Regions from separate parts of the Mus musculus genome. Here regions 1, 2, 4 and 5 are each linked to region 3. The links are chromatin loops, found by intact Hi-C in ENCODE. Cell type or tissue: left cerebral cortex. All regions are shown on one strand. Region 1 overlaps Nos1ap (nitric oxide synthase 1 (neuronal) adaptor protein). Region 2 overlaps Nos1ap (nitric oxide synthase 1 (neuronal) adaptor protein). Region 3 overlaps Nos1ap (nitric oxide synthase 1 (neuronal) adaptor protein). Region 4 overlaps Nos1ap (nitric oxide synthase 1 (neuronal) adaptor protein). Region 5 has its middle 12 kb from the start of Gm7694.

Region 1 (5,000 bases), 82 kb after region 3:
ACACACACACACACACACTACTCTAGGTTGAACCATGGTCTCCACATATGCACTCACATTCACATATTCAAACACATCAAGAGAAGTGGAGTATATTTCTTTACCCCTATAGTCAGTTATGATCAACAGAAGACAGCAGAAGAGATCCTGTAAAACTCACAGAGCCAAGCCTTAACAGTGCCCTACCAAACAAAAGACCCACCATGCTATTCACCTTGTGTACAGCTGGGCTAAGCCCTACCTGAATTCCCAGGCCATGGATCATTAGCAAAATGCACAGCTGTTGTTCCTAGCCTGAGTCTTATGGTTGTTTACTAGACAGCAACAGATAACTGTATCCAGAGATTAGCGGTAGTTCTGTTATTATGTGGTTATGTACCTTGGGTCCTCTGTTTCCATCCAAAAAGTACGTCTACACTAGATAGCTAAGGTGCCATTCGGTTTTGACAATCTGAGCCATAGTCCAGAGAGTATCTGCTAGGCATACAGAGGGAACAACTATTTCATGAGTAGGTAAGGCAGCCACAGACCAGGGGGTCATATGCCCTGGAGGGTACTGATCAAAGGAGACAGATGCTAGAACAATGTAGGGCCCATAAGTGTTCAATACATTATGGTTTGGAAATGCAATATGTAGAGAAAATCTCTTGTGTAGTGTATGGAAGATTCATCTGTCAATAAAAGGTTGTTGACCTATTAGCTTAGGTAGGAACTAGGAGGAGGGAGGTCCACTGGGGAGTGAGGATTCTGGGACTGCATCAGGCAGGGAGGAGATTCGCCATAATGATGATATAGACAGTCTTATGAACCTGAGGCAAGGTAACTAGCCACATGGCAGAAATTAGAATAGAATAAATGGGTTAAGTCACAAGCCAGTCAGGGAACCAACCCAAGTTTATGGCTTAGGATATTTTATTCACAAATAATTCAACCTCAGAGTGGTTATTTCAGGAACTTTGGCTCAGGTGGAAAAGCCTGTGGTTACAGCAACATCCCCACAGGCTCGCATATCGAACTCTTCAACCCCAGCTCATGGTGCTATTTTAGGGGGTAGTAGAAACTTCACAAAGTGGGTGTTAGCTCGAGAAAGGAAATAACGAGGATATGCCTTGAAAGCTGTACCTGGTCCCCAGTCTGCTCACCACCAGCTACCTCTGCTTCCGTTATGCCATGAGGTGGGTGACTTCTGCCACATGCTTCCACCATCCCGATGGGTGGTAAAGATCACTCCACTGTGTGGAGCATTTGCTTCTGCGGGGCAAGTAAACACCTGAGCGCTGCCCTCCCGCTGGCTGCATGTCAAGTATGTGAGGGGTCCTGCAAGGCTAGGGTTCCCCTCTGCCATCAGAACCAGGAACTAGGACCACGGACTGAACCATCTGAATCCATGAGCTAAAATAAACCTTTCCTTCTTTAAGTTGTATGGATTGGGTATTCCGTCACAGTGACCAAAGTCCAACTGATGTCAAATAGTCTCCATTATCTGATGCTTACAAACTCTGTGAGAAACAGACAACACTCAGTGTAACAATCGCTACGAAAGTCTTCAGAGTTAGTACTTCAGAGTGCAACAATCAGCGGCATGCAACTAAGACATTTAAAAATTACCAAATATATAAGCATTTGAAGGATGGAAGAGACCAAAGGCTAGCTTTAATCAACTCGGCTGTGAGAACCATGGCAGGCAACAGCCTCCCTGAGCCTTATATCCTAGTTCATATAAACAGACATATGGAGACATGCATGGTTTAAAAAAAGTAGAAAGACTTAAGTGAAGCTTTGCAGGTGAAAGCATATAGTTTGGGCTTCATTGTGATATGCATTTGGGGTGGGGTGCATGCAGGAAGCTAGGGTCTCGGGTACCCACATCCTCCTCCCTCCACTTCCGGGGTACTGGGATTGCAGGTGTGCACCACCACACCTAGACCAGTGGTGTTGAGGATGTGACCCAGAGCTTCACGCATGGTAGGCAAGCACTCTACCAACCGATACCGGAAGGTATGTGTATTTAAGAACACGGAAGTTCAGCCAGGGACATGTCTTCCCAGGTAATCCTAAATCTTTGTGTTTCTGTGGAACTCTGAAAAACTAGAGGCATACATCCAGAGAATCTCTCCATCCAGTGTTGCTTCTGAAAAGCTGCCAACCCTTGGGAAAGGAAGCCTTGGGCTCCTTCTCCAAGGTGCCTAGCAAGGCAACCAGACATTTGCATTTTCCAGTTGGTGCTTTTCCAAAACAAGGAGCAAGTGCCTTGTGCTTTAACCCTGAAATGCCCATGATGATGCATGCCTCAGGACAGACACTGCTCAATAGAGATGGAAGCTAGCTACAGAGGCACTAACTGGCATGCCCAGGGTCGGTCGGGAGTGACGGCACACAAAGAGATGATCTTCTGTTTCTGCCTCTGAGCAGGTCTTGGCTGACATGGTATCTGAAGAATATGCCAGAGTCCAGCATCAACTACCAAGAGCCAGAATTCAGAACCCAGTCCATAACGTCAGCCTGGCCTAGAGAAGCTCCACCTACCCTTGTCTCTTCTTCTCTACTTCACGTTACTACACATGCCTGCCCCCCTGTGTTTCAGATCTGCGTTGGGAACACAACTTAGACCAGCCACGGCTCCTCTTCTTACTGACCACCACTGTCTGTGAATCTAGAGAGTTACTATAGAAACTACACCACGCAGCCCCCAGACATTTGCTTAGAAAAGAAACTACACGTTTAGTACTAGAGGGGGGAAAAAAGAGTGGGATCTAGGAAGTTGGAGCCAAGCTTCAAGCTCAGTATTTCTTAAGGACTGCAAACAGCTTTGTTAGGCCACCTCAATACTCACTAAAGCTACACACGTCCCATAAATATATCAACTGCTTACCAAATCCATAGGCCCAGACATACAGCAGCCCAATTGGGCATAGAGGAATTGGACTATTTTGTCTAAAACTATTCTTTGGTTGGCTGGGTGGTTGGTTTTCTCAGCTAGGACAATGTATCCTAGGCAAGCTACCAACTCATGGTAGTCCCCCTGCCTCAGCATTCCAACTGCGGATTATACTAAGAATTGGACTTTTCTTGCAATTTGTATGTGCACACATTAGATTTTTGACACCTATCTGGAACCAAATGCAGAGGCCCATGAGAAAAGAATAAAAGATAAAGAAATAAAAATTAAAAAAAACTTTAAATCGTCCTAGTCTTTCCCCCACTAGTTCTCTAAAAAGAAAAGGCTCTGATGAGGCTGGAGAGATGGTTCAGTGAGTGGCTGAGAACACACACACTGCTCTTACAGCAGATCTGAGTTCAGTTCCCAGAACCTACTTCAAAGAGTTCAGAAGCTCAGAAATATCTGTTACTCCAGCTCCAGGGGACTCCAGGAGACTCCAGGGGGCTCCAGGGGACCTTCATTCACATGCACATAACCACACACACGGACACACAATTTAAAATAATAAAAATATATATTTTAATAGAACACTGTGATTAACCAAGCAAGACAATGCCAATTTCTTAGTGTATGCATAACCAAGAAAATTAAATCTTAACCATAATAAAAAACATTATACTTTTAAGAAACTGCTTACCAAATCCATAGGCCCTGACATACAGGAGCCCAAACACCCCATATCTTAGGCCAACCAGATCTATTCCGAGATAGAGACGTGAGATAGGATCTTGGCTGACAGATCCCCTTTACTCAGCAATCCAGCTCTGTATTCCGAGGGAGAGTTTGACATCAATAGGGTGAAGAGGTAACTCTAATTCTAGAAGATATGACTGAGAAAAGTTGGGGTTTGGGGGGGATATGAGTCACCAATTCATCCATCTGCATGAGAAAAGGGGAGGAACTGTAAAGATAAATGACCTCTGGGCATCTGACACTCCAATGATGTTTTGCAAACTAAAGGAAATTGACACCTGACGGCAGTCCTTGCACAACAGGCTAACCTGCGGGTCACTGCAGAAAAGAGAACGGAGCAAGTCTGCCTTTTGTCAAAAGTCTTGTTCTCAAAACCCAATCTATACAGAGCTCGCTTAAATTCCACTCAGTAACAAGCACACTGTGCATGCTGAGCATCCCTGCGCGTTTCTTTCCTTAAGTTATAGGTAGGACTGGGCATCAGTCACGAGCAGAAGCCTTTTCCACTGAAAAGCACCATTCCGGGAAACTCCACTGCAGTCTTAGAAGCCAGAACTCCTTACACAGAGAGGTGCCTCATGGTCAGGTCACCGGGTTGCCTGTCTTATACACAACCACTGGTCCAGCGAGGTTTCCACTCCACCCCTCCCCCAAGGGTGGCTTTGGCCTTGACCCTGCAAATTCCAGTCTGGGCTAAATTCTTCATCAGCAACTGCTGAGATTTAACAGTGCACCACAAAACTAGAAAACAGGTTTCACCCCACTACTACACCAATGACTGACACATGCTAAAGTGTCCAAAAGCAGACATTTGGGAAGTAACTTTTAACACCTACACTCAACTACTTGGAATGAGTGTGTGTGTGTGTGTGTGTGTGTGTGTGTGTGTGTGTGTGTGTGTGTGTGTGAAATATACACATATATATATAACTTTTTTAAAAACCGGTCAGGAAACAAGCATTCTCCTTTTAAAACACCTCCAAAAGCACCTCTCTCATGGGAGGCCAGCAGGTAAATAACACCAGCGCTTCCTTAAAGCTTTCTAAAGAGCCAGACATGCAGGCTGCGCTGCTCAGCCTTCTCCGGGAAGTAACTCAATCCAGCCTTGGCGGGCGAGGATGGGGTGTCTGCAGGTAGGAGACGGGGAAGAGGCAGTACACCTCAAACTTTGCAGGTGCTCATTTTTAGCTGTTCTGGGCAAGAGCTGAGAAAGGCCTAGCCCACCTGCTCTGAGTCCAGGACCGCTGGCACCCCATTCCCCCAGACCTGCCCTCTCAGGGCACTGCCCTCCCGGTGGCCCCTCACCTTGGCCTCAAAAGAGATGCCGTGCTGGAAGGCGTCCTCGTTGTGCAAAGGGATCCGTAGA
Region 2 (5,000 bases), 95 kb before region 3:
GGGCATGCTAAATAATAGATGTGTGTCTTGGCAGACTGTGGAAGGTAGGTCCTCGGGGTCAAAGCTGATGATGTCACTGGGCAATCGTAGGTTAAAAAGGAAGGGCGCAATCTGGCATATCCAGTCTTTCATCACACCATCTCTGTCATTAGCTGCCTCTGCATATGTTTCTCCTACCCAGAACACCAGGTATCTGTGCTTTATTTCATGGAGCACAGAAGACACGGGGTCTTGAGCTTAAGAGTGCTCCATACTTCAGCCAGCATTCTAGATTACACAACAAAGAATGGCCTTTCTGTTCTCCACACATGAGACAAGGGGAAAGCCATTTTTCAGGGCACAGGGTTTTGTGTTCCTTCCAATTCCTATGCTTGTGGCCTAGTTTCAAGGAGGTGGGAAGCTTGCGATTTAAATGGATTTAGACTAAGTGTGGGGAGGGGGGTCCTAAGGATGGGGCTGGTGTCCCCATAAGCACTTGATTGAGAAGCTGGGCTTGGTGGCACATCAGTGATCCTATCCTGTCACTTGGGAGGCAGAGTCAGGAAGGCTGAAAGTCTGAGGCCAACAGCCCCCTTGGTATTGGTGAAGAGGTGGGGAAAGGGAAGGAGAGGGAGGAGGAGCGCTAGGCTGAGAAAAAGCCCTGTGAGGAAACTCTGCAAGACAGTGGAGGGCCCACTAGTAAGAGGGCCCACACCAGAATCAACTATGCTGGCTGCCAGTCCCCAGGCTATGAGTAATAAATGCTTGCTATTGAGCAACCATATCTCTGGTGCTCTGTTATGGAGCCCACCCTGATTGAAACAGAATTGGTGGTGGAGGAAATGGTGAAAGTTATCAGAATGAGAGGCAAGAGAGATGGCTACTCATGATAAGTGATGCAGAGCAGAGCTGAAGCCCTGGGAACCAGCACAGATGGGGCTGAACTGGTCTCTCCCATTCAAAGGCCACTATTCCCCCTCATTTGCCACATCAGCACCATAATAATCCTCATATAATTTAGCCATTGAACCCAGTGATCTTTAATAGCTTCTAGGGCACTATCATTCCATTATCCTATTTAACAGTATCTAGTGCTCACCAACTTGGCCCTTAGTGTCTCCACACACGAGTTATTCTAGCCATACATAATTGGATCTCTATGTGGAAAAAGTGGCCACCCTCCTTTCACCACACCTTTGGGGCTATTCCATGAATCATGCTGGGTGTCAGAAGAAGAGGCATGCCCTCCCCATTTTAATCTTTCTAAAACATTGCATCTTAGGACCTGACTAAAGATGTTCCACATCACCCACGGCTGAAACAAGAGGATCAAAACTGATACTGAGCACTACCACCAGATTCAAATCAGTTCTCTTTTTCTCACCAAGCAGCTCCCTATCACATGTGTCTTGTATGCTATGTCCTGCATGTGATAAGGAACCTCAAAGACACCATGGGGCAGAGACCTTGGCACCCGTACTAGCTCCCCATCCTGCTCTTCAGCCAAAGCTGCCGTCTGAGCATTTATATATAGGCATCCCTTGTACTATTTTGTTGAACAAACCCTTTCACTCTAAAAATAAAAAGGATAAAAGAACCACTGACTTCCTGCAATAATTCCAGCGCTCTACTGTATTGTCTGTCCTGAGCATACTTAGTTTTCCCCCATCTCTATACTTGGACTTAGCAATTACTACCCCCAAATTCCTACTCAGTCCCTAATCCATCTTATCCTATAGTTCTATTTCAAATAAGACCTCCTGTGACTATCACAGCCTTAAGGAATAGGCTAGCTAGCTTTACAATAATAATAATATATATATATATATTACTTCCTGCTCTGAACAAGGTTCTTTTTCCTCCTTGCAACCAGCATCTAAGCTCTTCAAAAGTAGACATATAAACTCTTTGAAGGTAGATATTATGTAAGGTCAGCCTCTTCTCTTCAGTGACTATTCACGGAATTTTTAGCCAAGTACAAGGACTTCCTCTGACAATGTAGGTGGCTGGCTGGGGCTGCTGTGTTAAGAATGTGAAGAAGCAAAGGGACAAAGCCAAGAAGCATTACAGAGCCCAGCTGCTCCCCGTGGGGCAGGAAAGGCATATACGGTCTATAAACCTAGGCTTGTTAGCATCATCTATAGCTGAAGAAAGGAAGACCCCAGGCAGGAGGGTTGGGGGCGGGGGACTTGGCTGGCTGCCATCTAATTTGAAGAGGGATAATCTTCCCAAAGCAACCCTGGTGTTCTCTTCTGTTTATTTTCAACCTATCTGGCTATTCTAAAGAACCTACCATGAAATCTCAGAGCTGATGGATCTATATATTTGGTCAGTGCTGATTGCTTCGTGGCCCCCCAGACTTCAAGGCCAACTGCTATGTTTTTTTCTATCTACAGACCACAGACTCAGCCTCTGTAGCCTGCTTCTCTTTCCCTAAGAACTTAATGGCTTTTAGGTAATGGGGCTACTGAGAGGAAGGACCACAGGTAAATTGCTCTCTTTCCTACTTTTTTTTTTTCAGAAGAAAATTGAAAAAGGAAAATGCAGTGGTGACAGCTCTTTGAAAATGACCTCTAATGGGCAACTTGTTCTGTAGCAATCAGTGTACCCTGAGCCCAAATCAAAGATCCTCTATGACTAAGTTCCATAATAACATGCCATTTAACAATTTATCAGTGTGGCATAATTATGCCCAAAAGAAAACAATTTTTCTCCAGGCTAAAAGGAGTTCAGTTTCAACTACTTTTCCCCACAGCTTTTTAAAAAAGTATAATTAGGAAGAAATACTCAGTTGTAACCAATTACATTTAGATCACAGCTTTAAAATAAGCAATAATTAAAAAAAAACTTCAATGTGTTTGTCCATTTCTTAAAGTGTTGAAGGTCACTTTGTAGAAGACCCCCTCGATTGACGTCTCCTTATCTCGTAACTGCTTCCCCAGTGGCTACAGAGAACAACAACAAATCCAATTTAAACTGATCTGTTCATGAACAGTGCTGTCTGGACCTGAAAAGGCCACTGACCTTGAGAAACTGCCTACAAGGTGGCTCACACATTTCAAACTCAATGAGCTTAACAGGAGGGCACCCCCAAACCCACCCTGCTTCTCTGGATATACTGAGGCCTCTTCTAAGCCAGAAATGGGATGGGGTGGCCAGCTAACAAGGAAAGCTCTAGCATACCAGTGTGAAAAAGAAACCCATCTCTACGTGCATTTTGCCTGAAGGCATCTGGGGCACTCAATGGGTCCTTTCCATTTGGAAATAGAATTCTGTTAACAGAAAAACTTTTCCTATGTTCATTCTTTGGACAACCCTCAGCCCCACCCTGTACACACACACACACACACACACACACACCTACCTTCAGCCCCACCCTGTAACACTTATACCTACTCTCAGTCCCTACACACCCACCCCATCTGATACACACACAAACACACACACACACCTATCCTCAGCCCCACCCACTACACACACACACACACACACACACACACACACACACACACACACACACCCTTACCCTCAGCCCCACCTTTCCCCTTGTTCTGCTTTGGAATTCAAGCAGTCAGACTCTAAGGGCTCCTGGTTTGTATTTCTAGTCTACTCTTAGGCTGATTTCTTCTTTTAAAAAAATGTGGCCATTCTACTGACTTAGTTTTTAGCTTGCCTCCCGCGGTGGTTACTGTCTCTAAGAATTCTCTGATTCATTTTTCAAGGTCCTTTTCTTGTTTTACAATGCAGTGTCTTCTCTTAATACTAATTTTGTCTCTCCCACCCACCCAAGTTTGTGTCTGTGTGTGATTTCTGATGTCTGCTTTCTTTAGCTTGTGTGTGTGTGTGTGCGCCTCTGTGTCTCTGCATTTCCTTAAATAAGTTGCTTCATGGAGTCGGACTGTAGATCCAAATTAACAAAGGACAGTAAAAGGCGAATGGAAGCACTATGGCGGAGATACTTACTGTCTAGATTTCACTGATACCGAGCTTTGCTGTAAGATAAACTAGGCTTTTGTTTGTAGAAGAAAGATCTGGATAAGTTTCCTCTGAGACTATTCAGTTACTCCAGGCATGGGGTAGGGGACTTTCACTGTCAGTATTCTAGCAAAGCAAGAGAGGTTGAGGGTTCACCAGGTCCATTTGAACACTTTCCTCGGGCACCTAGGCCTGCCTCTCTCCTACATTAACAGGTACAGCAGCTCTGCCTTACTACATTAATGGACTCCTCCATGCCATGAGCCTTCCCAGGCACTTTGGCTCTGTTTCCTACTTTACCTGGCACCTCCATACTGTGAGTTTTCCAGCGTCCATTCTCTTTGTTGCAATCCACACCTCTCCCTGAGACCTTGGACTGAAGAGGTTGCCTCTGTCCCCAGAGAGGCCATCAGTGTTATCTGCCCCTGTGCTCTTTCTTTCAAACAGTCTTGGAAATCTCTTAATTGTCCATTTCTCCTCCCATCTTCTTTGTCCTACACGTTTCAGAGACAGAATTGATAATACACACAGCCAGGCCAGCCCATCAGGTCACCTGACATTCCTGACACTGGCGAGGTCCTCCAGGGGAGAAAAAACGCTTCTATCATTACCTATGCTAAAATTCTGACAAAGACACCCTCTTCTCACGTCAGTCTTTAAGAGGGCTCGTAGCAATACAGGGAGACCAGCCTGATGCCACCACTGACGTCCCCTAAACCAAAATGCTTAGGTGAGTGGGTGGAGATGGGCAGAAACAGCTGGATTCGAAACTGGTCTGGAAATACCTGTGCTAGATTAGATCCATACCAGAACAAGATCGTGGAACGGAGAGGTAGGTCTTGGGGTTTGCACAACTGCCTTTGAGTGGCCCCAAGCACCAGACCAGGGGAACTGGAATAGAGCCAGGCTCAGGGTGAGATGAAGATGAAGCTTGCTTTTGGATCAGCCCTGGTGTTGCTTGTTTGTGATGGTGACACTTGAGAGACTGACCTCAAATCCAAGGCCAGTCAGGGCTCCAAAGTGAGACACTATCTCAAAAACCAAAA
Region 3 (5,000 bases):
GGCTCAGCATGTCACCTGAAAGAAAGGAGGCCATGCCAAGGGTCAGACATGGCTTGTGCCTTGTAATTCCACTACACAAGAGGATGGGGCAAGAAGACTGTGAAAGTGCTGGGCTAGCCTACTCTACAAAAGTAAGATTCTGAGATAGCCACATAGACAAACAGACAGACAGATAAATGGATGGTAGATAATAGATGGGTAGACACATAGACAGGCAGACATATAGATAATAGATTGATAGATGATTGATATACACATACATATATACTACATACAAACATAATACACATATAAACATACATAAATAGACAGATACATTAAAAGAAATCCACCCCCTACTCCTGCTGTTTCCTGATTGTTCTGTGAAATGGCTTTCTGGTTCCTATCTCTACAATTCTGGGGCTATATAAAGACCACACTTAAAAATATTCACAACTCATATATACCCTGCATTAGTCGACTGCCTTCACACCCAGCTCCTCTTGGGCCAGAATAAACAAAGATCCACTTGGCTCTACAAGGGACAGAACAAGGCTGAAAGGACAAAGTGACAAGTGACAAGGATACATGTCAGTAATCTGTATCTGAGCTACCGAGGAGTCCCTCTTTCTGGGAGAGGCTGACACATTGGGGGAGGTGTGCAATGGAAGGCAGGCAAGGACGGACAGCGGCCTGGGGTGGTAGGGTTGCACTAGGAGGCCGAGCCTGCTTTTCTCAAGGAATAGAAAATGAGGCATGCTGGACCTTCCTCAGCTCTCAGCCACCTGCAGTATCCTGCTCACGATGTGCATCTTGAATAAGCCAGGACCCAAACCATTGACTCCCTGGCCCACTGCCAGCCCTCCCTGCGATCCAGGCCCTGGGGCTCAGCAAGGCAGTTAAGGGGCTTGGGGGTGAGGAGACAGGAGGCCAAGCTCCCTCAATGACTGTTTTCAGGAGGCCAAAGGCAGGTGTGGGCTCACCTCCTGAATCAGCCCTGGGGGAAGCCTAACAAAGCAGGTGCCAGATCTTCTCATCGGGAGGTCTATCTAGAGGGGAAGGAGGCAGGGCACGCTGCTCACAGAACACTAACAACACATTAACAGGACGACTGCCACTGGAGACAACAGGGTTGAGAGGGATGTAGAGAAGCCATTTGTCACTCCCACAGCCAACCATCGAGTGGTTAAAAGGCCTCTCCAGGGAAGCAGGTCTCATGCAGCCCAGAGAGTGTGAGGGGCAGCAGCTACCCAGTCTTTTTGATGCTGACTGAATACCCAGGGGCTGGGGGCTATACAGTGCACCCTGGGTCAGCAGGTCTCTGCTCTGCAGGCTTTCAATCTAGCCCTGCCGGGACAACAGAGGCAAGCAGGGAAAACCACCAGACAGGGACCGAGCTCCTCGTTAGGACCCTGAACAAAGAGTTTGTGCTGCCAACTCCTGTTCACTCTGTCCAGCTACGGCCCTCTATGAGGTCTCTCAGTGAATTCTTACAAACAGAAACTATTTACAAGATAGCTGGGGAGAGCCACAGGTCTCTACAGAGTGTGGTGGGGACACAGAAGACAGAAAAGCTATTTTGTAGGTGTCAAAAGAAACTTGTAGGGAAAAAAGGGGGGGACACTGAAACTGGGCTCATGGAGAAGCAGCAGAAGCTGGACTGGGTCTTAAGGAGATGAGCTTCAGCCATCCAGAGAAAGAGGTGCCTGCCAGGTAGAAGGAAGGATGGAGAGCTAGCTGATAGGAAGATGCTCCTGACCTATGCTGGGGCATGCCTGCATTACTTGCAAAAGCCTATACACCTTGCTAGGAGCTCAGGGTCCAATCTAGAGATGGCAAAGCATCATAAAGAGCTGTACACAGGACAAAACCAACAGGGCTGCCTTTAGAGAGACAAGCTGTCTCCAAAGGAAAGGATGAAGGGAAGCTAGCCTAATGCACAGGGACACAGGGACCTCCACAAAGCATACACTACCACTCTACCACTGAGCTACACCCCGACCGCTACAGGCTGCTGTGCAATAAATGACAGGGCTCCCTCTACTTGGAGAGGTCACCAGGGATCCACATATTTGAGAAATATTTGTTTAGAAGGCAATTTGGCATGGGTAGCTCGGGCAAAATCTAGAGAAAGGAGTCTAAAGTGACCCTGAGGTTTGAAGCGTACAGTGGCTGGGTAACATGACTTTCACTGGCGTAAACTGGCATCCATAAAAATCCAAGGGAAAGCAAAAAGCAAAGAGGCGAAACATCTGCAGAAATGACAAATCCAGGTTTTTGACACACCAAATTCAAGGTGGCTTTGGAACACAAAGCGGGGTGGGAGTGCCACACAGAATATATGAATCTCAAGCTCTAAAACGAAGTTTATAAAAATCAAATAATGGCCCTTCCTTACATCTAGTGCTATGCACTGCCTGGCAGTGTTCCCAGATGGAAGACAGACACAATCAGGAACACAGATGATACTGTCTGGCTAGACACTTGGAAAATGAGGACAATCGGCCTGCTCTTGTAGGATCTCTGAGCCAGACTCCAAGTCTCAGTTCCCAATCAAAGCAGCGCCAAGCTCAGACTTTGCAGAGAATCCTAGACTCCCCACTCACCAGCTCTAGGCTAGAGCAAGCTGTTTAACCTTTCTCTGCCTTAGCTTACACATCTATAAAGTGGGGTGATCTCACACTCACATCCACTTTTGAATGGATTGATACTTTTGAAGTGCTGTCTGCGGGTGGCCAGACACAGCAACATGACAGAGTGCAATCTAGACCCTGGTCTGTTGAGGCTGCATAAGGACAGGAACATGAAGCAGTGGTGTCACTAATATAACCCTTCTCTGTAAAAAGCTCAGTAATACCCATTCCTTACTGGGTTATTGGAAACTAGGATCAAATCACAGTAGATATGAAAACCCACCTAAGCAACTGTGAAGACAACAGAGGCCACAGAGAGACCTCTCCACACAAGTCAGAGAAGTGTGCCTCTTGGAAGCTGTCCTTACTGTGGAACCAAAGCTGTCTCATTACGTAGTACTGCATCTTTATCCTATATGGTGTCTATGATCCCAGGAGAACTCTGGTCATATATCAAAACCTGTGTCATATGCTAAGTACAGAAAGTCACAGGAGACCAGCCTGGGCTGTCAGAGCCTGGCTCACTTTTCAGCTCGGCACTGGTGTGAACTGATAATGCTTACCATGACACAGACACCCCTGGCCAGTGGAATAAATAGGAAGAGGTGACAAATATGGTATAAGATTTCACTGGTGTGAGGTCTGTAGAGTAGATAAATTCAAGAGACAGGAGACAGGCCAGCGTTCCAGGGCTGGGATGAAGTTACTGATGAATGAGCACAGTTTATGACAGAGATCATAAAAGGCTTCAGATATTGACAGTGGTGAGGGAAACAAAACATTGTGGTTTATTTAAACCCACTGAGTTTAAACCCACATTGCAAATGGTTAAAATGAAAATCCATTTACATATGAATATGTCTTTAAAGCCAAAGAAGACATTAAAGTGAGGATGTCCAATGTCACCTGTGGCCAATGCCAGAAAGATGAACAAAAGGTCCCCAAAGGCTGCAACAGACTTTCAGCATTTCCTTTTCTTACAAGAGAACAAACTTTGTTTAAAGGATACCCAATAGCCAGGCTTGGTGGTGAACGGCAACATCATCAAATAGCCGCCTAAAGCAAGAGAATCATTATAAGAAACTGGACCGTTGCGGGATGCGTTCTGACGTTCCTGTGGAAACTCAAAGACATCACTGTTTACTCTTAGGTATGTACTGCTGTAAGAGAGCCAGGACTCTTATTTAAAAAGCAACTGTGTGCTTTGCTTTAACAACAAACTCTGGAAGCTAATGAATTATCTCTGCTCATTTTTTTTAAATCATTTTGAACAGAGTGTAGTGGCTCACATCATTAATCCCAGCCTTCAGGAGTCAGCGGCAGCAGCAGGCAGAGCTCTGGGAGCTAGGTTTACATAGTAAGTTCCAGGACAGTCAGGGCTACGTAGTGAGACCCAATCTCAAAAAGGGAGGCAGAGATCATTCCTGAATCCCTCTTCTTTGGGACAGAACGGAACTGAGGAACTTTTCACTCTGGTTCGAATTTAAGGATAGATGTGTGTGTCAGTCGTGTGTAGTCTAGGTACTCAGAAGCCTCTTAGTGACCTGGATTCTCTTGAGATGCGACCTGCAGGAAAAATTCCTACAAATAGCCTGCCATCCCTCCTCAGGTAAATACATCACCATTCAGGCTTTCCTTCGGGCTGCTTTCTGAACCTAGAAAGCCCATCCCAGCTTCTTTCTCAAGCCCTGTACTTACTGTTCCCTCTGTGTGAAACACTCTTCCTGCAGAGAGCCATATGGCTCACTCCCTCTGCATACTCACATATTTAAAGACTCACTTCAATACAACCAAGAAGTCTTCCCCAGCAAGCTGTAGAAAAACAGTGCTCGGGCAACCTCCGGCTCTCCCTGGTCTCATGTCCTAATTTAGCGGTCTGCAGAGAATTTATTCGTGACTCTGTATTTCTAGCCTCTCCTATTCTTTCTCACCATCAGAACGTAAGCTTCCACTGAGCAGGGACATTGCCTTTCAGACTCTGTTTCCAGAACCTAAAATAATGTTGGCTCAGAAGTCAATACTTTCTCCCCACAGAGAGTGAGAGGGAAAAAATCAAGACCAGCTCTCAGTGCACCAATCTTCATGTTGATGAGAACGATCGCCCAAGCCCACCTGCGAATTCTGATTTGCGTCCTTTGCTTAAAAGGAAGACAAAACCCCCACTAAACACTGCTGAGAACACATTAAGTGTTTTCTTAAGTTTAAACAAAACCAAGTTCCCTTTTGAAGAAAAACAAAAAGGCAAACATCCAGTGTTTGACCAGTTCATGTCTCATATACTAGAAGTATGATATGGAATATTAGCCAATAATAAAAGGACATGAAGTGTTGGTGCATAAAAAAAGCACAGGTTAACTGTGCAAACACTAAAAGAAGCCAGACACGAAG
Region 4 (5,000 bases), 51 kb after region 3:
AAGTCAATTCTTCAGAGACTGGCCTTACTCTGGGAGAAAGAAAATACCTTAGAATTGGCTCTCTTCTTATGCGCAACACTGCCCATCCCCACCCACTTTCCATCCACTTCCCATCCAAATCCGATGTTTTAGCCCTAAATTATTCTACCAGAGTCCAAACTGTGGCCTCTCACTGAAGTGCTTCCCTACCTGAGTATCCAGCTCAGTTGGAACACGCACATGTAAAATGCACATGGGTCTGTGTTCTGATAAGGACTACAATATTTCCTACTGGTCTACAAGCCACACTCGAAGGTGAAGCTCGATCTACCAGACCATTCATCGTCCTGGGACCCATTCATAAACATGTGCGCACATGCAATGGTTCCCACGATGGATAGCTCCAAATCCAAATCTCTCATGGATTCGTGTCCTTTTTCATTAAGATTTCAACTGAGATTCTGAGGGCTGAAATTATTTGCCCCACACCGTTCAGTCAGCAAAACGTTTTCACTCAGAAAGCAGCTACCAAATTTAGAGTCACATTAAACTGTTGTGATTTCTCCAGTGCACTTATCTGTATCTGAAATTACCTTACTCATTTTATTAACATTATTATAATTAGTCTTCTTTCTCTCCTTCTACCCGCACTCCTAACACTGAGGCTAGCTTGTAATTCTCAGAACTAGCAAGGGTTACTTTTGTCTTCTTCACTGTTACATCCCCCCCCCCCATGTAACCTAGAACAGTATCCAGCTCACAGTGGGGCAATGGATAATAGCTGTCAAATGAAAGAGCAAATGCTAACAAATGAAATATATGGCTGTTTCTTCAATAAATACATAGAACATGAATTGAAGCATCCTGGAATCTGGGTCTAAGTCATAAGTACCAGCCACCAGTTTCTGAGAAGCTACTCGGAATACTACAGGATAAACATGAATTAGCAAGGGACAAATATGCAGAAAATGCCAGCCTACCTGTTATGGTTTGGATGTAAAATGTACCCATAGGTTCACACATCTGAATAGCTGGACCCTGCTGAGGGACTGTTTTTCAGGAAGATGTGGTATCTTTAGATGGGACATCGCTGGAAGGAGTGAGTTGATGTGGGGAGGGCCCTGAGGTTTATAGCCTTGTCCCCTTTCATGTCATGTCTCTGCTTCCTGACCCACTGAAATATGAGATGAGGGAACCCAGTCATATTCTCCTGCCACTGAGGAACCACCTGTAGCCATGCCTTCTCCACCGTGACAGACTATATCCCATCAAACTGACCAGAATAAATTCTTCTTTGCTTAATTTGCTTCTTTTCAAGAAAATTAACTAATATACCTAATCTTGGCAAGGCCTTCCACCCATTCTAGGGAAGAGGTCTTAAGAGATAAAACTATAAATAAATAGGATGAACTAGATAAAGTTGAAAAAAATACCTTAACACCCTGGGTGAGTGGAGACAGGCGAGATCGGTGGAACTTTTATACAGGGAGCTGTCGAGGGAGGGACGGACTGACTACAGGGATGCCTCCAACTCCCAAGGTTAGTACAAGGTATGAGGATGTCCTTGTGTCAAGCTGGTGGAAGTACAGCCCTCTGTCAATCAGCCAAACCACTATCAGTCTAGGTGCTGCTGTGAGTGACAATATGTATGCATGTGATTAGGAGCCCCATGGATGTAGAGGAAGACACCCAGGTGATCTGGATGGGGCTGATTTGGTCAAAAGACCTGGGTGGCAGAATGAGAAGCCCCTGAAGGAACTCCACCTCTGGACAACAGCTTGCCTTCCTGCACAGTGTTCCCACATGACACACTGTCCTGTGCCCTGTCCAACAACTCCCATAACTGCAAAAGCCTGCTCCTTCCTGTGCATCCCTCCTTAGACATTACCCACTGGTTCACTTCTCTAGTTGAACCCTGACTGATTTGCTGGCTAAGCAGGATGATCTCATCCTGCTGAAGAATAGCATGGCCTCTCCTACCAGCTGTATCCATAGTGAAAGCCACCACAGTCCTTCCCATTTAAACTGTTTGGGTACATGTCCACACTATGACACCTTAAACAAGGACTATGGACTAGTAAACAAAACCATATATACCACTCCATTACTTGAAACTAGGGCCAGACAGATATTCTATTGTGGCTGCCCTGCCTCCTAAGAGAAGAAGGGTGCACAGGTAGAAGAAGACACCCTCCCAGACAGCCTAAGCCCCACGCCATACCACATCCCACTGACAGGACTTCACTGGCACCCAGACTCATTTCTGCACTTGATATGTGGAAGTCCTGCCAACTGAGTCATGCTTGGCCATCTGCCAGTCCTTCTCCTTCGGAAGCAACTGTGCTCACTACAGGAACCAAAATCACCCACCACGGGCCTGCTGCCAGTCCCAAATGTCACCTCCCCCAAGGCCTTCAGGAAGAGAGTGGTATGTGTGCTCTCATCCTCATCTCTGGGCACCAGGATTTTGTCAACTTGCTTCTTTCAGTGACCTCTGTGTTACCATCCTCTTCCTGATATGCTTCGCTGGCCCAGCATGCCGCTGCAGAGATGGAGCACAGAACAACTAACAAAGTACCAGGCACAATAGAACCTTCAGGATAACACACCCTCCCTGGAGTCCTACACATCATTTCACTGCAGTATAGCAACTCATTCCGTAGTTTTATTAAGGATAGGAACAATGTAGGCAGGAGGTGGAATGAGAGCCAATCTTCACTGTCAACTTGAATGGATTCAGAATCACCTGGGAGACATACAATTTTATCTTTGGGGATGTTCCCAAGAAGGCTTAGCTGAGGGAAAGCTATCTTGAGTGTGGGTGGCACTTCCCCACAGACTGGCATCCTGGACTGAGTAGAGGGGCCAGGAGAGAAAAAGTAAGCTGAGTACCAACATTCATCTCTCCCTGCTTTACAACTAGAGGCACAAAGTGATCAGATGACTGACACCCATGGTACCACCATGATGGACACACACTCAAACACAAGCCCAAATAAATCCTTTATTTTATTATTTTTGTCAGAGGTCTTGTCAAAGCAATGGGAAAGGGAACTACTACTACTGAGGACAACTGGTCTACCCCTGATCTGTTTAGACACTAATCCATGCAATCTATGGTATAAGTACATGTGTACTTAGACAAGTGATTTAAAGAGCAAAAGTAAGAGGTAAAACTTAACATGTCTTTTCCATAAATGACAGCTGTAGCGAACGACTGACAAAACTATTCAATAGTCTTCAGGGTGTCTATTTTTCAAATGTGCATCTGTGTCAGAATGTCTTAGATCTCAAGCTCTGAGGAAAGAAAACCTGCCTAAAGGTCCATACATATCACTGATGTTAAAAGCCCAAGCAAAGAACAACCTGAGATAGGGATGGCCCCTCTGGGAGGCACTGTTCTAAACTCCCCAAGGTGTTTAGACATACATCAACTGAACACCAAGATGACTGAAAGAAGCAGCCTAGGCTATGCAATCAAATTCAGTGTCCAATTCTCACACACCTTCCACAAGAAGCTCCTGAGATGGTAACTCAAGCCTTCCTTTCTGAGGTTTTTTGCTGGTACCCAACCACTACACAATCCTTCTGCTGGCCACACCAAGAAAGAGTTCTGAAGTACCTCACATCCTCAGAGACTACCACAGGGGTTCCCAAACTGCCAAAGAGGCAGGCAGACAGGCTCTAAGACATACAGTTACTACCAGTTAGGTTAAAAATCTAGAGCTACCTTAAGTAAGGCGCCAAGATAAATAAGAGACCCCTGATTACTCCAGGCCTCCCTAGCTGCAAGACAGTGAGAAGAGTTAGGGGTATAATGGGATACCACCATGCCACGCCCAAAGGGACATCATTTGGGATCTTCTCTGAATCTTTACTACCACCCATGTCTACTGCCTCTGAACTGAATGGTACCTAGGCAATAAGGCTCCCAGGTCTGCAGAATGGAAGACTTCAGAGATCAACGGGTCCAAGTTCTCCTCCATCTCCAGTCAGGCTTGACTCATCCTGCTGAGGAAGAGGGCAACTTCTCAACAACAACGAGGGAGTGCAGCAGCATCCAAAAATCCCATGTCCATTTTTCTCCAGGAACATCGTCCTCCTACTTGGCAGGTATCGTCCTCTCTGTACCCCATCCGTCAGGAAAGCCTCTGCCTGCAACAGCTTGCTGGCAACCAAGTCACTCTGTTGACATTGCTTTCACTTGACATCATTTAAGACCCTAGAGCAGATTTCACACTTGCAAGCAAGCCAGGGCTCTCCACTGTTCGTAATACCATCCTATTCATTTTGAGACTAGAGCTCCAAAAGTCTTAAAATACAGTAAACAAAATAAAAATGAGTCATTCTTGCGGGAGGGAGTCCTTTTTCTCAGGAATGAATTCCATCAGGGGTCAACGAGCTCTGCTCTTCTCCTCCGTTGTCAAAGGGGGTAGTCCTCACCACAGTCATAGCCAATCAAGGAGAAGCCCCACAGCTCTGCCCTCACGGCTGAACCAGAAACCCTGACTCCAATAGCTTCAGCTTCCCCATGTACTCTTCCCCAAACACAACACGACAGTTCCCACCACAGGGCTTCTTCCCACTTGATGCTCTGTCAAATCCTGTCTAACTTAGAAAGCCCCACTGAGCCAGAATCAGCAGCCCCAGTCACATACCTTGAATACTGTGCACGATTTGACCCCATTTCATTTCCTTCAAACCACTTATTCCTGCCTAAAAATATACCATTTCCTATCAGCCTCTGGATTTGTTTTAGGACAAAAGACTATCTGTCTTACTCACAACTGCATCCCTGGTACCTGGCATGCAGGAGACAGATGCTCAGTAGATGTTATCTGAATGAACATCCATTGAGTAATTTCATGGTTATAGCTCAGGCCTTGACATCAGATACTCCTTGGTCCAAATCCTGGGACTGATGTTCATTAGTGCCATGACTCAGGGAAGTATTTCATCTTACCTAAAGTCACAAAGGTAACACTACGTAGTGTTTGGGTTTTTTTGAAAGGGCAACATAG
Region 5 (5,000 bases), 210 kb before region 3:
TATTCTTACTAGCATGCTTACTGCAAGGGAATTTTTGTATCCTAGAAAATTTTTAGAATCCCCATTAAAGCTGATCTTTTGAGTGATAAACCTTCTTTAGTCTTAAATACTTTATAATGTCTTTTAGATTTTATACGTTTTAGGCATTGTGATAACTAACTAAGTAGCAAATGGTAGATTAAAAGCTCACAATGTAAAAATGCTAAGTCACTAACTTTAGTCCCTTTAACTTTGTGCATGGGCATCTTACTGAGAAAGCACTAACTGCATTCTCCTTCACAGTTGGTTATTTTTCCTGGAAATTTAAAAGCTGGGTTTATAATATTAAATTTCTATGAATTGTTACCAATTATACATTTTTGAAATTCTGTGTGTCTCTGCTCCCCTCTCCCCACCTCTAACTGTGTGCATCATCATGAACTCAAACATTTGGACACCCTCAATCACTATGTAACTAAGGTTGCCCTGGAACTTGCTAGGCAGCTCAAGCTGCTCTCAAATTCCAGATTCCCTCATGCAGGCACTATAGGACTGCATGGCCATTCCAGACACTATACTTTTATTCAAAGTCTTTCTTCCCATCCGTTTCTCTCCTCATCTGGAATGTCTAGTTAAGAAGTGTCATCTCTCTTAATTTTTTTCCTCCACAAACTACCCGTGGGTGGAATGATGTTAGTGTAAATACCAGCTACTCTAGGCAGAGGGCAGCATTTATTAATGCCATTTTTGTCATGAAAAATCTTTTGTGGAAGGAATGAGAAACTGCGATCCTAAATCAATCCACACGGGGTCAGGCAGCCATCAAGAAAAATAGTACCACAAGGATTTTTGTTTTGTTTTGTGTGTGTGTTTTTTTCCCAAGCACTGTTTGAGTAACCATGGTAGCTGCAAAACCTGACCGATTTTCCTTGGCAGGTATTTGCCAAACAGAACTCAGTGCCCAGTTGAACGCTTGAACTTCGGAGTCGATAACCAGGTAAGCACATAAGCCGTCCCTCCAGGGGTTTGTAAGCACTCCTGCCTCTTGGCTCCATCGTCTTCTGCAAGAGGAAATGCTTACATGTCAGCGCAGATTCTTACAAACACCCTGGAAAATCAATGTTTTGTGGAGACCCTAACAGCAGCTTTGTTATTGGCTGACATGGATGATCGACAAAGTCCTTAAAATCCCTAAAGTTTTGATCTGGGGCCTAGGAGACAAGGATAAGGTCTCTTACTTTGAAGTGTTACCATAGGGGTTCCATGAAATTCCTAGCACCATTTAAAAAACATAGTCTGCTGTTCCCTCTTCTGGAAAAAGAACAAGGGGTAGAGAAAAGGGTCTCTAAATTCCCATTTTGAAAGAATAATCAGTGTTTGGAGAAATTCCATTTATCCTTGGAGAAGGTCAAACTCAAAAAGATATTTCTAGGCCATGACTAGTTCCTGGAATTGCTCATTAGACTGGTGTGATGGAAATGCACAGAGTTACCGGATGGTGGCAGGGAAGATGAGTGACATCTCCACCACCCCTCATCCTCCACCCCCACTCGTGCACACATGATAACCCTGGCCTTCTGGGGCTCACTTTTCTTTTCATCAGGTGTATGGTTCATAGCCCTCCACCTCTCCCGCCCCCCCAGTCCTGCCAAGATAGCTCCCCTCAAGATGTGAGAATTAATGAGATCATGCACGTCGGGTTTTCTGACCACAGTAAAAGCTTATCTGTGTCTGGAAAATGGGCTTAATAAGATTATAGCATTCCAGAAAAATTCAAGTGAGAGGGCATGTGCAAACTGATCAGAACAATTGCTGGACTAACTACATAGGAGCTTCAGAGATACAATTAACCACCAGTGAAGGCCTAGAATGGCAAATGGATTATTAAGAACTGAAGATGGTATGAGCCCTGTCCCAAAAGCTCTCAGAGACTTGAGGAGAGACACAAAAGGCTGTACTGCTCTGCAAACCACCTGGGACTATATGACCACACAGCATGGGGTAGGGTGGGGTTTGAGGGTGAATATTCCCCATATGTTGAGGGTGAATATTTTCCATATGTTTAAGCGTTTGCATACTTGGTCCCCCAGCTGATTGGTGCTATTTGGGAACATATAGCTCAGCCTGGCCCAGACCTTGTGACTTCACATTCACAATAGACTGGGAACAGCAGAAAGAAACAGAGGGAGGGGAAGACACCGGTGGAAATGTGAAGGATGAATTGTCAAGGCCTGACAAAATCGGAGGAAGGCGCAAGTGTAGCTGAGGCAGTGGTGGTGGCGATTACCTGTAATCCCAGCACTTGGGAGGCTGAGACAGGAGGGTTGCAAGTTCAAGCCTATCCTAGGCTATGTAGTCAAACCCCAACTCCAAAAACCAAAACTAAAACAAAGGCAGGGAAGAGATTCTGGGCAATTTGGGGTCCATGGGTCCTGGGGTCCTGGTGTTCTGATGTTCTGGGGTTCTGGGGCAGAGATGAAATAGCAGCATAAAAGCTTGGAATAGTAGGTAGGTTGAGGCTGGGCAGAGGGTGACCTAGAGTACAGAGAACCATCTGACATCTCACTTCACAGCAAGGCCCTAGTCCTGGTCACAACATACACTACCCAGAGTCACTGACTGATATGGGAGAGGCCGGGCCAAAGTCCCTAACCCATACTCTAACTACTCTTACACGTGAGCTGTAATGCACACAGTCGCTGCCCATACAGGCCAACACAGTATCTCCAAACAATGAAGCTTCCCCAGCCAAACCTTCTCAACTACAAAGCATTCTCCAGCTCTGCTCTTTGTCCCAGACAACACACAGGACTAACTATGCCACGAAGGCTAATCTAAACAGTTTACGAAGAACCAAGGGGCACATGGGAAGTCTGGGCCGGTCAACTGCAGGTGTTGGGAACTCATCTACAGTGCTGATGTCTCAAGCTGGTTGGACTTACTTCCCTCTGCCTCGGAAGTCCAGGCTTGACTACCCTTCGGTGGCTGGGACAATCCCAAACTTCCTGGGGAGCAGTGCGTTGGCCCACGGTGTAGGCTGAACATCAGATCGAGCCAACTAGGATTATGTAAGAGGCACAAGCTTCGGACAGATAAGGCGGCAAACAGAGGGATGCTTTAAGGAAGAAGGTAGCTAAGCAGATGGCATTGGGAAGAGCTGACTATTGAAATGGTAAAAGGAGAAGAATGCTGCAGTTTGCTGGGGGGTTTGATTTGTGGGCCTTTTTCTTTTCCTATAGTAAAGGAAAACACAGGCCATGTTTTCTGCTCCATGCAACCAACATAAACTTAAGCAACTCCCACGGGAGAGAATGCAGTCTGGTGTATTCCAGTTGGTCCTTAAATATTTCTTCAGGCCTGCTTCTCTGTCTGTATTAATAGCCACGTTTCCTGGGGGTAGAGCTTCCCCAGGCTCCCTTGGGCTGGCCTATTCATCATGGCAGCAGCTGGAGATAAGCTGGACACAAAGACTCGTGTCTCAAGAGGGTCGGTCCCTAGATACCGAAAGTGGAGGAATTTTCTCATTAGTACGAAGTTGGTGGTGGGAAGACTGGGCTTTCATCCTGTGCCCCTGGTGAACATGACAGTAGGGAGGAAGGCTCACCGGAGGGGGAAAGACCTCCACAGGGATTTCACTGCACAACTGGAAGATTCTGAAGCAAGCTTTCTTGAGAGATGAAAAGCAGACACGCCACTTGTACTTAGGAGATAGTGAGTCTGAACACATGATCAATCTGTGCTTGTCCCTACTCCCAGGAGAGCCATGGTGGTGGTGGTGGTGGTGTGCTTCATGTGAGGTGTTATAAACCTGGAGGACCTTGTGGGGAGCACTGCTGAGTGAAGCCTAGATGACCCAGAGGGTCAAAATCTCAAGAGCTAATCATGGCCAGGCCGGGCTTGGAAATTCAGAGGTTTGGGATGGCAGGGAATGAAGAGACAATGGAAGCCTACAAAGTTCCTGAACATTCTTAGCATTCACATACCTCAGATTAATTCCAAAACTGGTGAGAAAGCTGACCAATAGGAAATTCTCTGAGTTGGGAACAGCATCTGGGGTGCAGGCTCAGAATTTCAACCAGGGTTCCCCACTAGCATTGCACTGACCCAGCAAACCAACTAGAGTTCTCAGTAGCCTAGACTGTCAATGTCCTTTAGCAATTGGTTTAAGCCCAGAGGAAATGGGCCCTCTTGCAGCTGAAATGAATTGGCCTGCTTTGGGTGATTCTGTCTGTGCTCTAACACATCTTGTTAGCACAGTACCTACAGGAGAGGCATGGCATCCTCGTCCACTGTTAAGAGAGGGCCCCGTATTGTCACCAGTGTCTAAATTAAAATGCATCTTCCCCCTCTAGTTTCTAGACCAGATTAGAGGACAGCTTTGAAAAAGTGTCATATGCACACCCACTTCTACACTTATATTTTAAAAATCCCTACTTTTTTATAATCATTTCTGCATACTTGACTATAGGCAATAAAATAAAACAAAAATGTTGCACAATTGTGGGAAAGGAGAGCATGATGTAGCAGGCGCATTTTAACACCTGATTGATGACAGAAGAAGAGCCCAAAGCCATCCAATAGAAAAGGTCACCTAAAGAATGGTCACTGCAGCACAGACTTAAAGAAAAATGTTGCTGTTGTTAAGTATTTTCAACGCCTTTTCCCATGCATAGCATATCACTGGGTTGGTTTTTGTTACTCCTGCTTTCCTGGAATAACATAGCTGTGCTCTGCAGTGGGGAAAGCCAGCTAGCTTAAAAAGTCCATCCTTCCTTCCTTCCTTCCTTCCTTCCTTCCTTCCTTCCTTCCTTCCTTCCTTCCTTCCTTCCTTCCTTCCTTCTCTCTCTTTCTCTTTCTTTCTTTCTTTCTTTCTTTCTTTCTTTCTTTCTTTCTTTCTTTCTTTCTTTCTTTTCTTTTCTTTCTTCCTTTCTCCCTCCTCTCTTTCTCTCTCTCTTTCTTTCTTTCTTTCTTTCTTTCTCTCTCTCTCCCTCTCTTTCTTTCTTTCTTTCTTTCTTTCTTTC

What was found. A loop is a pair of places that touch in the nucleus more often than their neighbours do. Peaks named below come from ENCODE experiments on the same cell type or tissue, not always from the same donor. Only the 100,000 strongest peaks of a DNase experiment are listed, where the experiment ranks them.
Region 1: a loop joins it to region 3, with 2.9 times the contacts of the local background. A loop is called at or near these places in 5 of 42 quality-filtered maps.
Region 2: a loop joins it to region 3, with 2.2 times the contacts of the local background. A loop is called at or near these places in 3 of 42 quality-filtered maps.
Region 4: a loop joins it to region 3, with 2.0 times the contacts of the local background. A loop is called at or near these places in 2 of 42 quality-filtered maps.
Region 5: it touches region 3 in a loop (2.2-fold over the local background); 4 of 42 quality-filtered maps call a loop at or near these places.

The regions. Positions count from the first base shown.
Region 1 is chr1:170,584,321-170,589,320 of GRCm38, forward strand. It overlaps Nos1ap (nitric oxide synthase 1 (neuronal) adaptor protein), which reads right to left. Exons shown (of 10, transcript NM_001109985.2): 1 at 4,940-5,000. Among named protein-coding and RNA genes, the nearest start is that of Nos1ap, 3.0 kb to the right of the region's middle. In left cerebral cortex, a CTCF peak has its summit at 2,585; DNase peaks (open chromatin) are centred at 2,182, 2,642, 3,307, 4,169 and 1 more place; H3K4me3 peaks cover 3,375 bases; H3K27ac peaks cover 1,231 bases.
Region 2 is chr1:170,407,215-170,412,214 of GRCm38, forward strand. The region is part of intron 2 of Nos1ap (nitric oxide synthase 1 (neuronal) adaptor protein); the gene reads right to left. Among named protein-coding and RNA genes, the nearest start is that of Spata46, 100 kb to the left of the region's middle. In left cerebral cortex, no CTCF peak of the experiment used is centred here; DNase peaks (open chromatin) are centred at 592, 915, 1,347, 2,002 and 1 more place; H3K27ac peaks cover 4,239 bases.
Region 3 is chr1:170,502,117-170,507,116 of GRCm38, forward strand. All of the region lies in intron 2 of Nos1ap (nitric oxide synthase 1 (neuronal) adaptor protein), which reads right to left. Among named protein-coding and RNA genes, the nearest start is that of Gm46171, 36 kb to the right of the region's middle. In left cerebral cortex, no CTCF peak of the experiment used is centred here; DNase peaks (open chromatin) are centred at 2,476 and 4,432; H3K27ac peaks cover 1,446 bases.
Region 4 is chr1:170,552,810-170,557,809 of GRCm38, forward strand. The region is part of intron 1 of Nos1ap (nitric oxide synthase 1 (neuronal) adaptor protein); the gene reads right to left. Among named protein-coding and RNA genes, the nearest start is that of Gm46171, 15 kb to the left of the region's middle. In left cerebral cortex, no CTCF peak of the experiment used is centred here; DNase peaks (open chromatin) are centred at 2,302, 2,706, 4,112 and 4,543; H3K27ac peaks cover 2,263 bases.
Region 5 is chr1:170,291,947-170,296,946 of GRCm38, forward strand. No RefSeq gene overlaps it. Among named protein-coding and RNA genes, the nearest start is that of Gm7694, 12 kb to the right of the region's middle. In left cerebral cortex, a CTCF peak has its summit at 738; DNase peaks (open chromatin) are centred at 768, 3,057 and 4,329; H3K27ac peaks cover 1,929 bases.